Regions from separate parts of the Homo sapiens genome. Here region 1 is linked to region 2. Evidence: chromatin contacts called from ENCODE Hi-C or POLR2A ChIA-PET data. All regions are on one chromosome and are shown on one strand. The core of a region is the stretch at or near the end of the contact, and the rest is flanking DNA. Distances in the headings are between cores, read along the strand shown.

Evidence for each region. Hi-C counts contacts between places; a loop is a spot of excess contacts on that map. ChIA-PET counts read pairs that join two places held with the same protein, here RNA polymerase II (POLR2A). Pooled maps may share reads with other maps.
Region 1: a pooled map shows a loop between it and region 2 (2.7-fold over the local background). The contact joins the promoter of RAB2B here to the enhancer-like site in region 2. A Hi-C loop is called at or near these places in 1 of 50 pooled maps. POLR2A ChIA-PET finds 5 or more read pairs at or near these places in 2 of 52 experiments (A673 and GM12878).

The regions. Positions count from the first base shown.
Region 1 is chr14:21,475,502-21,480,650 of GRCh38, forward strand. RAB2B (RAB2B, member RAS oncogene family) reads right to left here and starts at 1,458. Exons shown (of 8, transcript NM_032846.4): 1 at 1,326-1,458; 2 at 1,027-1,098. The coding sequence starts at 1,371. TOX4 (TOX high mobility group box family member 4) reads left to right here and starts at 1,694. Exons shown (of 9, transcript NM_014828.4): 1 at 1,694-1,783; 2 at 1,995-2,063. The coding sequence starts at 1,778. RefSeq lists enhancers at 875-994, 1,575-1,644.
Region 2 is chr14:20,486,286-20,491,086 of GRCh38, forward strand. No RefSeq gene overlaps it. Among named protein-coding and RNA genes, the nearest start is that of RNASE10, 17 kb to the right of the region's middle. Within about 2 kb of position 3,251, at least 2 of the 41 ENCODE cell types and tissues checked have a DNase peak (open chromatin) inside an H3K27ac peak, as active enhancers do; they include GM12878, where a contact is called at or near this core.

The DNA.
Region 1 (5,149 bases), core at 208-2,707, 990 kb after region 2:
CTCACTGCAGCCTCCACCTCCTGAGTTCAAGTGATTCTCCTGCCTCAGCCTCCCAAGTAAGTACCTTACAGGCACACGCCACAACGCCCACCTAATTTTTTTAACAATACATTTTACATTTCCAATAATTGCCAGAGGCACAATTAAGCATTGTTGCCTTGTTAAGCATTGTATCATTAGCCCCTATCGCAAAGTGAGAATTCGCTCAATATTCCCTTTAAAATACCTTTTAGTTGATACTGCCAAATCCTTTTCTAACCCCATCAATTATTTGACTCTAAATAAATCCGTTAGGAACAGTGGTAGCTTCAGGTTTCCATACAGGTGGGACTTGGAAGTAGCAATATGGTAAGAATGGGGATGTAGGGGTTTATTTAGAAACTGCATTTGCATGGCAAGAAAGCTAGTTTCATATATGTTGTTTATTTGGACTGGGGTTACGGAGATAACGAAGAGGGGGTAGTTAAAAGCCTCTTCAGGCCATGCCTTATCACAAACGTGTGGGAAAGGTTAATATTTTCCAGGATCGCCAGTGCGTTTGAGGAACTGTTAACACACTCTTTCATTTAAAAGGAAAGTTTTTAGTTTTATTTGCCTATTAATTCTAAGGCAGGGATGACTCCTCAATTTGCTTCTTCACCAATATAAAAAATGTCCATGTATTGGTGTTTACTTTTTAAAAGTAAGGCTGGTATTAATTTACCTCAAAGCACAGATGAGTTCATAAATAAGCAGTTATGCTTTCGTGGGATTTTCCATAAACATACAAATTGTATTTGAAAAAAAATTATATGACGAGTCTATACCTCACACTCTAAAAAGTTACCTTTCAATTATATACTCTCCCTTACACTACTCCCCACATATCAACGTTTCATTGGTCACTTCATTAACATAAGTTTGGACTAGTTTAAAGTAGTGAGGGGTAACTTTTTACTTCGAACACTGAAGGCTGCTAACTTTCCACTTTAGCAATTTAGCTAGTCAGGTTTTATCATCTGTTCTGGAACAAGTAGATGCACTTACCTATTGTGAGGTCGTGGACAGGCTGGAACCGCTTATCTGTAAACTGCAGGAGGAGACATGACTTCCCCACACCTGAAAGAGAAAGCACACTCCCGGAATCACGCAGCCCTGGAACACCTTCCAGAGTATGGACTTCCCGGACCAGAGAAGGGGGGCTCCCGAGCCCCGCCCCCGGCCGCCCCGAACCGCCCCGCCCGTCTCGAATCGCCCAGCCCACAAAGTGAGCCCCGCCCCCGCCACCCAATTTGGGAGCTTCGAATGCCCGCCCGAGCCTTGAAGGCGAACCACCTGAGGGTTACCTGTGTCTCCGATGATGATATACTTGAAGAGATAAGCATAAGTCATGGTGTCGCGTCCTCTGGGTTCCGGGTCCGCCCGACTTCTATAGCCACTTACCTCCGACCTCTCTAGCCACTCAATCTACCGATCTTCTTCTTCTCCCCCTTCCCCCCGCTCCCCCGCCCCTCCGGCTCCTCTAGCCCAGATCACGTCTCTATTGCACTCCCCGGAATCATCCTTAGGTCGGGAGTACCCTACGCCACCTCCAGGGACGCTTCTAGCACTTCTACATGCCCTTATCCCTCCAAACTCCAGGGGGCGATAGCCCAGCGCCTGACTCTCTGCAGCCCCACGGCGCTCCTTCCAATCAGCAGAGAGAACACACGTCCTTGCGGAAGTGACGGCAGTTCCGAGTCCAGTGGGGGCGGTGGGAGCGATGAGGGTCTGAGACGGTGGGAGCGGTTGTGTGAAGATGGAGGTAGGAACCTGATAGCTAAGAAGGCTGGCGAGAGAACGCGGCCGACCGGGTTGAAGCAGGGACGGGAAGCCGGGCGGAGAGGCGACTGACGGGAGAGGAGAGAGAGCGGGGTTTGGGGAGTGTTGTCAGAATGTCAGGGTCAAAAGCCATCGCTCCAAGCTGACTCCCTGCTCCCCCTAACTTATCCCCGCGACTTTCTTTTGGTTTCCAGTTTCCCGGAGGAAATGACAATTACCTGACGATCACAGGGCCTTCGCACCCCTTCCTGTCAGGGGCCGAGGTGAGCCAGAGCTGCCGACGCCGCGGGGGTAGGGCCTGAGGCAGCGGTGGGGTAGGGTAGTGGGGAGGAGAGCACGGACTCCGGGGACGGGGGCTGGGAACCAAGGGCCGCAATTGGTGTTTAGAGAAAAGTGGCGGTTGCTTCTAGAGCCTGTGGGGACTATCTGGGGAAGTCTTGGGAAGTTGCTGTCATCAGAAAGCAAGGTATTGGAAAGAGATAACCTGTTTAAAGAGAAAAGGGATTCTGGATTAGAAGACAGAGTGGAATTGTCTCCTTTCTCTGGGGAGAAATAGCTACAGTAATCTTAGGGGATCGCAGTGGAAAGAAAATGTTTCAGCAGCTGAAGAAATTGGGGTTGAGGGGAGGAGCTTATTGGTTTTCTTTTGTTTTGAGACAGAGTCTCGCTTTATCGCCCAGGTTGAAGTGCAGTGGTGCGATCTCGGCTCACTGCAACCTCTGTCTCCTGGGTTCAAGCGATTCTCCTGCCTCAGCCTCCCGAGTAGCTGGGATTACAGGCGTGCGCCACCACGCTCGGCTAATTTTTGTATATTTAGTAGAGATGGCAGTTTCACCATATTGGCCAGGCTGGTTTCGAACTCCTGACCTCAGGTGATCCACCCACCTCGGCCTCCCGGAGTGCTGGGATTACAGGCCTGAGCCATTGCGCCCGGCCTAAATTTCCTACTTTGATAAAAAATTTGTGGTTACCTTTACCTACATGGTGTCAGCTTGTTTTGCTAATGTCAGGAGGAAAGGAAATAGCTGCTAGAGAATATAAAAGAGTTGAGTAGGACATGTGTTTCAATTTGCCAGTGACTCAGACGTTGGGCACATTACTTCATCTTTGTATGTCACAGTTTCCCCAGCTGTCAAACAGCTGTAATTATAGTTTCTTATGCTGTTTTAAAGTAGAAGTAAAGGTTATGATGAAACCCTGAAGTGTTCGTTAAAAAAGTTTGGTTGAAATATTGTCATAATATAGATATGTATCACTTGTTTGGGAGAGGCAAAAGAGAATGGTGGAACAGACAAAAATTTCTGTCTTTGAGAAACTGAAGTCTTGAACCATCTGCCATTTTTTGAGGACTTTTATATTTATTTTCAAAAGTGGTGTGGACCATTTGCATCAGTTTTTTTTACCAAGAATTGTCAGTGGCTGTTGCATGGGCTTATCCTATAATCCTAACGTTTTCATGGATGAAAATGGGGTTGACAAGGGCCAGTTGCTAGTTTAACTTTTTTTTTCTTTCTTTTTTTTTTTGAGACAGTCTCCCTGTAGCCCAGGCTGGAGTGCAGTAGCACGATCTTGGCTCACTGCAGCCTCCACCTCCTGGGCTCAAGTGATTCTCCTGCCTCAACCTCCCAAGTAGCTGGGAATACAGGTGTGCGCCACCACACCCAGCTAATTTTTTTTTTTTTTTTGAATTTTTGTAGAGACGGGGTTTCACCCTGTTACCCAGGCTCTTTAACTCCTGGCCTCAAGTGATCTGCCCGCCTCAGCCTCCTAAAGTGCTAGGATTACAGGCATGAGCCAATGTGCCCAGTGCCAGTTTAACTTTTTTGTTGCTTTTATTTATTATTCTCATAAGCAGGATAAGTGTGAATCTAGTATGCAGCAAACTTTGAAATGATATAAAACCTAAATCTGGGCCCAGCACAGTAGCTCGTGCCAGTAATCCCAACTGTTTGGGAGGCTGAGGCAGGAGAATTGCATGAGCCCAAGAGTTCTAGACCAGCTTGGGCAACGTGATCAAACTCTGTCTCTATAAAAGATAATAATAATTAATTTTAAAAAAACAGGTGAGGCGGGGTGCGGTGGCTCATGCCTGTAATCCCAGCACTTTGGGAGGCCAAGGAGGGCGGATCACGAGGTCAGGAGTTCGAGACCAGCCTGACCAACATGTGAAACCCCATCTCTACTAAAAATACAAAAATTAGCCGGGTGTGGTGGTGCGCGCCTGTAATCCCAGATACTCAGGAGGCTGAGGCAGGAGAATCGCTTGAACCTGGGAGGCAGAGGTTGCAGTGAGCCGAGATTGCGCCATTGTACTCCAGCCTAGGTGAACGAGTGAGACTCCATCTCAAACAAACAAACAAAAACAGCTAAAATCTGCTTGGTGCTTTGCACTCTTAGTTGCCATTTTCTTCTAAGTGAGATCTTCATTTTTAAATTTCATTATTTGAGTGTTGCAAATCTCACATTGGACTTACCTGCATGAAATTCCCAATTTCTCCTCAATCAGGTCTCCACAGTTTAAATTTTGTTATTTAGAGTGTTATAAATTTTACGTTGGCCTCGTTCATGAGAAAGTGCATTTTAAAATTAAATACAAGTAGCTTTCAAGTTTACCCACTGTTCTTAATTCTCTACCCCATTTATGAAGTTGAACAATCAAGAGGTAGCCACATTTAAAAAAGTGGTTCCTTTTTGCTTTTGCTTTTGTTTTTAATAGAGACAGGATCTCACCATGTTGTCCAGGCTGGTCTCAAATTCCTAGGCTCAAGCGATCCTCCCACCTTGGCCTCCCAAAGTACTAGTATTGTAGGTGTGAGCCACCATGCCAGGACAGAAGTGGTTCCTTTTCACATCAAGAAACTTCCCATGAAGAATCATGGTGTATAGTGAAGAAAAGTAAATTTAAAGTATTAACAAGTAATATTATAATAAAAAAGAAAGAAACTTTCCAGGTTTGAATCTGTCCTTTGTTTTTGTTTTTGTGACTTAAGAAATCTTATTTTATTTTGCCAAGAAACTGATAGCTAAGTTTTAGGCTCAATTTCAGTAGCTTCCTTTGCCTAAGGCTCCTGTCATTGTTAACAGTTCTCCATTTTCTCATTACAACTTCTACACCTTCCCTTTCCCTTGGTAGCGGTGGTAATGGTTGTTTATAACTTTTATTTTAATGGGGTTATGGTTTTACTGTGAGCCATTCCAAATATATCTTAGAAGTAGGTAAAGGTAATATTAAAAAAAAGTTTTTTTTTACAAGAGAGGAAATTTTTAGACTTTGCCGACCCTCCCCCAAAAAAGTAGTTGCCCATAAAAAGTTCTAACCATTAAAAAAAATGAATAATTGGACTCCACT
Region 2 (4,801 bases), core at 2,001-4,500:
CTCTTCTCTTTCTTTCGCCTATTAAACCTCCGCTTTTAACCTTACTTCTTGTGTGTCCACATCCTTGATTTCCTTGGCATGAGGCAGCAAACCTCAGGTATTACCTTAGATGAATGATGCTGCTTCAGTAAGAAGAGGTTGGATTCTGGAGATATTTGAAGGTAGAGCAGATAGGACTTACCTATATTTACATAGATATAAGGAAATATATATATATAGAGAGAGATATATATATAGAAATATATATATTTCTATATATCTACATATAGAAAAAAATATATATTTCTATATATCTATATATATATTTCTATATATCTATATATAAAAAATATATATTTCTATATATCTATATATATAGAATAAGACTTACCTTATTTCTATAGATATATAGAAAATAAAATATGAGTAAAAAATAGGAATTTAGAAAGGTTCCTAAGTTTTCAGCTTGACCTGCTGGGTGAATGGAGTTGCCATCTACCAAGACACCGCTAACAGAGGAGCAGTTTTGGCATGGTAATCAAAAGTTTCTTTTAAGGCTGTCACGTTTGAAAAGCTAGACCTCCAGATGGACATGTGGATTACACAGTTGGGTATATGAGTTTGGAGTCCAAGGGAAGAGGTTTAAGCTAGATAAATACATTTGGAAGTCATTAGCACATAGGTGGTGTTTAAACCAAATTATCTGGACGATATCACTTGGGGACAGAAGTCAGGAGAAGGAGAAGGATCTAGCAAATGTGTTTGAGGAGACATTAATGAGGTAGAAGGAAAACCAAGAAGTAGGATGCCTTGGAGGGCAAGTGAAGAAAGCGTTTTAACACAAGAGACTGATCGAGGTCACTGCTCACCTTGACGAGCAGTCTCAGCGGGGTAACAAAGATGATATCTTTATTAGAGCGGACACCAGAAAGAATGAGAGGTGAGGAAATAGAGGCAGCAAGTGCAAACCATGAAATTTTGCTATAAAGGGAAGTGGTAGCTGGGGGAAAGGATGTGGGTTCAGGAGAAGGTTTTTTCCTTTTTTTTTAAATGATGGGAGGCATTTTGAACTGGAAAGAAGCCAACTGGGACTTGGGTGTGATCTGAAGAAGAGAAGATGGCCTGTACCATAGTCTGAGAGTTAAATGGCACCTTTATTGATTATTGATATAATACCCTATGGCTTGCTTATAGTACAGTTACACCTGTGTTGTGTGATAGGGAGCCTTGCCAGTGGAAGCAAATTGGTCTAAGATAGAAGCTTGGTTTTGACTTGATAGCTGCCCATAAGAGGGCAGCAGAGCAGAGCTAGGAAATTAAAAACAACAACAACAATAATAACAACAACAAAGAAAAACTCTGCAAGGTGATCCCTGCAGGGTAAAGACTTTTTAGCAAACTCTTTAAAGATATTAAAGAAAGTTCAGCCCTTCCTCCCCAGAGCCTCAGTGCTAGATTCTTGCTTAGAGACCCCAAAGGCTCCAGACTTGGGAATACAACTGGTAACATGGCAGACTATGAGCCCTGCAGGGGAGGGAGCAACTGTAAAGCTGATTGAGTGTAAAAGAATGGCTAGTACAGAAGGAAGATGTAGCTGTTATATCGAAGCATTAAAAACAAACAAACAACAAACTAGGCCAGGTGGGGGCCGGGCACAGTGGCTCACGCCTGTAATCCCAGCACTTTGGGAGGCTGAGGTGGGAGGATCACTTGAGGCCAGGAGTTTGAGACCGACCTGAGCAACATAGCAAGACCCTGTTTCTAAAAAAAAAAAAAAAAAAAAAAAAAAATTTACAAGCTGATTGTGATGGCACACACCTGTAGTCTCAGCTACTTGGGAGTCTGAGGCAGGAGGATCACTTGAGCCCAGGAACTCCAGGTTACAGTGAGCAATGATCATGCCACTGCTCTCCAGCTTGGGTGATAAAGCGAGACCCTATCCCTCTCTAAAAAACAAGACAAAACAATAACAATAAAACAAATTAGTCTGGACCATTGTCATTATGAACAGACTATTTTTTCAAAGTAATCACTGCAATTTACTATCATTCCATAAAAGCCATTGATGCTGAATTCCAATGTGTGTGGCTAAATTTTACCAAAAAAACCTAGTATAGAAGGACTTAATTTATGCTGGGAGGAAGGGAGACACTCATGCTGAGATTGGACCTTTAATGTGAATATTCACAGCAGGTAATATGTACATAGTGCTTTATAGTTTACAAAATATTTTACATTTTTTGGTCCTTTTTAGTTGTGATAATTACTGAGACCCTTGAGCAAGTATCATTGATATTTTTCTCATTTTCATTTTTCTGATTTAAAAAGGCTTAGAGAAAGGTTATCTGACTTTTCCAATACCACACAGCAAAGGAATAGCTAAGCTATTCCTTCAGGCTCAGAACTTTTGTCACCATAGCATTAGATCTACATAAAGAGATGGGGATGGAGAATGTGTAAAAAGGCATCACGTTTAGGTTGAATGAAAAGCCAGAGAGTAGTTAAGTTTGGTGGTAAACAGAAGATGAAAGGAGGTAGTGAAGAACTGTCTTCTATTAATATTATTATTATGATTTTTTTAAGAGATAGAATCTTGATCTGTTACCCAGGCTCTGTGGAATGCACTAGTATGATCATAGCTCTCTGCATCCTTGAACTCCAAGGCTCAAGCAATCCTCTTGCCTCAAACTCCTGAGTAGCTGGGACTACAGGCACATATCACCACACCCAGCTGATTAAAAAAAATTTTTTTTGTAGAAACAAAGTCTTGCTATGTTGCCCAGGCTGGTCTCGAATTCCTGGCCTCAAGTGATCCTAGCACCTCGGCCTCCTAAAGTATTGGGATTACAGGCATGAGCCAACGTACCTGGCCTTATATTATTTTTAAACTTATTTATATAGAAGAATCAAATTTACTCTGTGCAACTTTGGAGAGTTGACTAGGACAGGAGAGCCCACTCAATATTAGAAAAAGAGCTCTACAAAAAAGACATTGTTACGTTACATTCCTGAAATGTTGAAATAGGGGCTAGAGGAATATTTGACAAAGCTGTAGAGAGAAATAGTTGACCTTATGACCTCTAAAATTCTTTTCAAGATATTTTATCTGCAAAAACCTGAATAGCAACAACTATAGTTCCACAACACTCTAGTTCTACAGAAGGAGGGTGGGATGTTACACTGTGCTTTCATGTTTCAATAATTATATATCTATCCATGCATGTCCACTTCTGCTTGATGCCACTGAAGTGGGACCTGAGGAGCTGGGGTGCTAGGGCAGAAAGAGTAAGGTCTGTGCCCGATCCTAGACAAAAGTGGAAGCAATTCACTGCTTCATCCATCACGGAAGGGCAACTCTTTAGCTTAGCAAACTGAGAAATTTTCAGGCTCAACACCAGCAGGAATTCAATTTGCAGCAAGATAGACCTCAGGGGATTGAGGCAATGATTCAGAGAGGATGGGTGGGGTAGGGTTACACAGGAACTTTAGAGAAAGAATCGTTTGTGGGTGGAAGCCTTGGGCAGAGGTGCACTCAGTAGAGAAGAAAGCCATTTGTTCCAGAACAGCAGTTTGAAAGGGGTGTGTTTTGTGTGGGCAATGGTGTATGAGGAAAGGGTTTGTGGGGAAGAAGCGTGTGGGGCTACTAACAGGCACAGAAACACTTGTTGAGAAATGTTGTTCATAGGGGGATTGCTTTGCTGGGGCCCAGGAGCAGGTGGTTTGGTGCAGTGAAAGAGGCCAGAGGGGCAGAAAGAAGGGTCCTAGCTGTGGCCTTAAACACACACATACACACACACACACACACACACACCAAAAAGCAAGGAAGAACCCCTTATCCTCTCAGCCAAGATAAGCAAGCGCTGTTACCAGCTAGGTGTGCTTACTATGGATTTTATACATTTTAGAGAAAATTTCTAATGCCCATTTGTCCTGAACTTTTTACTTGGAATATCGTTAAGTTTACGGAAAAGTAGAAAGGATCATGTAATGAACACTAGTGTACCTCTCACCTAAACCATCAATAGTCAATAATCTGCTACATACATTTGTTTTCTCCTGAGCCATTTGAAAGTAAATTGCTGCAGACAATTTGCCTATCAGTCCATTTTTGAATATATTGGCACGCATCTCTAAGAATAAGGACATTCTCTTACATAATAGCATTGCCATTATGAAGATCTTACCTATGAAGATCCACATTAATTCATAAGATCTGCATGTGTGTTACTTATCAGTACGTCTTATAATGGATTCTGAATGCTTTCCCTTTTCTTATTTCTCTAGCTGTCATCTTTGAAGGTAAAACCTCGACTGCATATCTGGCCAGCCAGGCCAGGCCAAAGTACCTGTATACTGGGTGAGGGGATAAGAAAGACTCTCTCAAAGAGCACAGGAACCTGGAAGCCTGTCAGAGGTCACCTCTCACGGAAGCCCAGGACGCTTCCTTCCTGCTGAGCTAATCTTAACTGCTGACCTCCACGCATTGCTCAGGGCTCCCTCCCTCCCTTCTTCCCTATTTCCTTCCTTCCCTTTCCTCTCCTTTCCTGTCTCTTTCACCAAACCTTAACGGACAACTCTTCTGTGCTAACTTCTGTGCCAGTGTATTAGTCCGTTTTCATGTTGCTGATAAAGACATATCAGAGACTGGGAAGAAAAGGTGGTTTAATTTGACTTACAGTTCCACATGGCTGGGGAGGTCTCACAATCATGGCAGAGGGTGAAAGGCACTTCTTACTTGGAGGAGGCAAGAGGGAATGAGGAAGATGCAAAAGTGGAAACCCCTGATAAAACCATCAGATCTCGTGAGACTTATTCACTACCA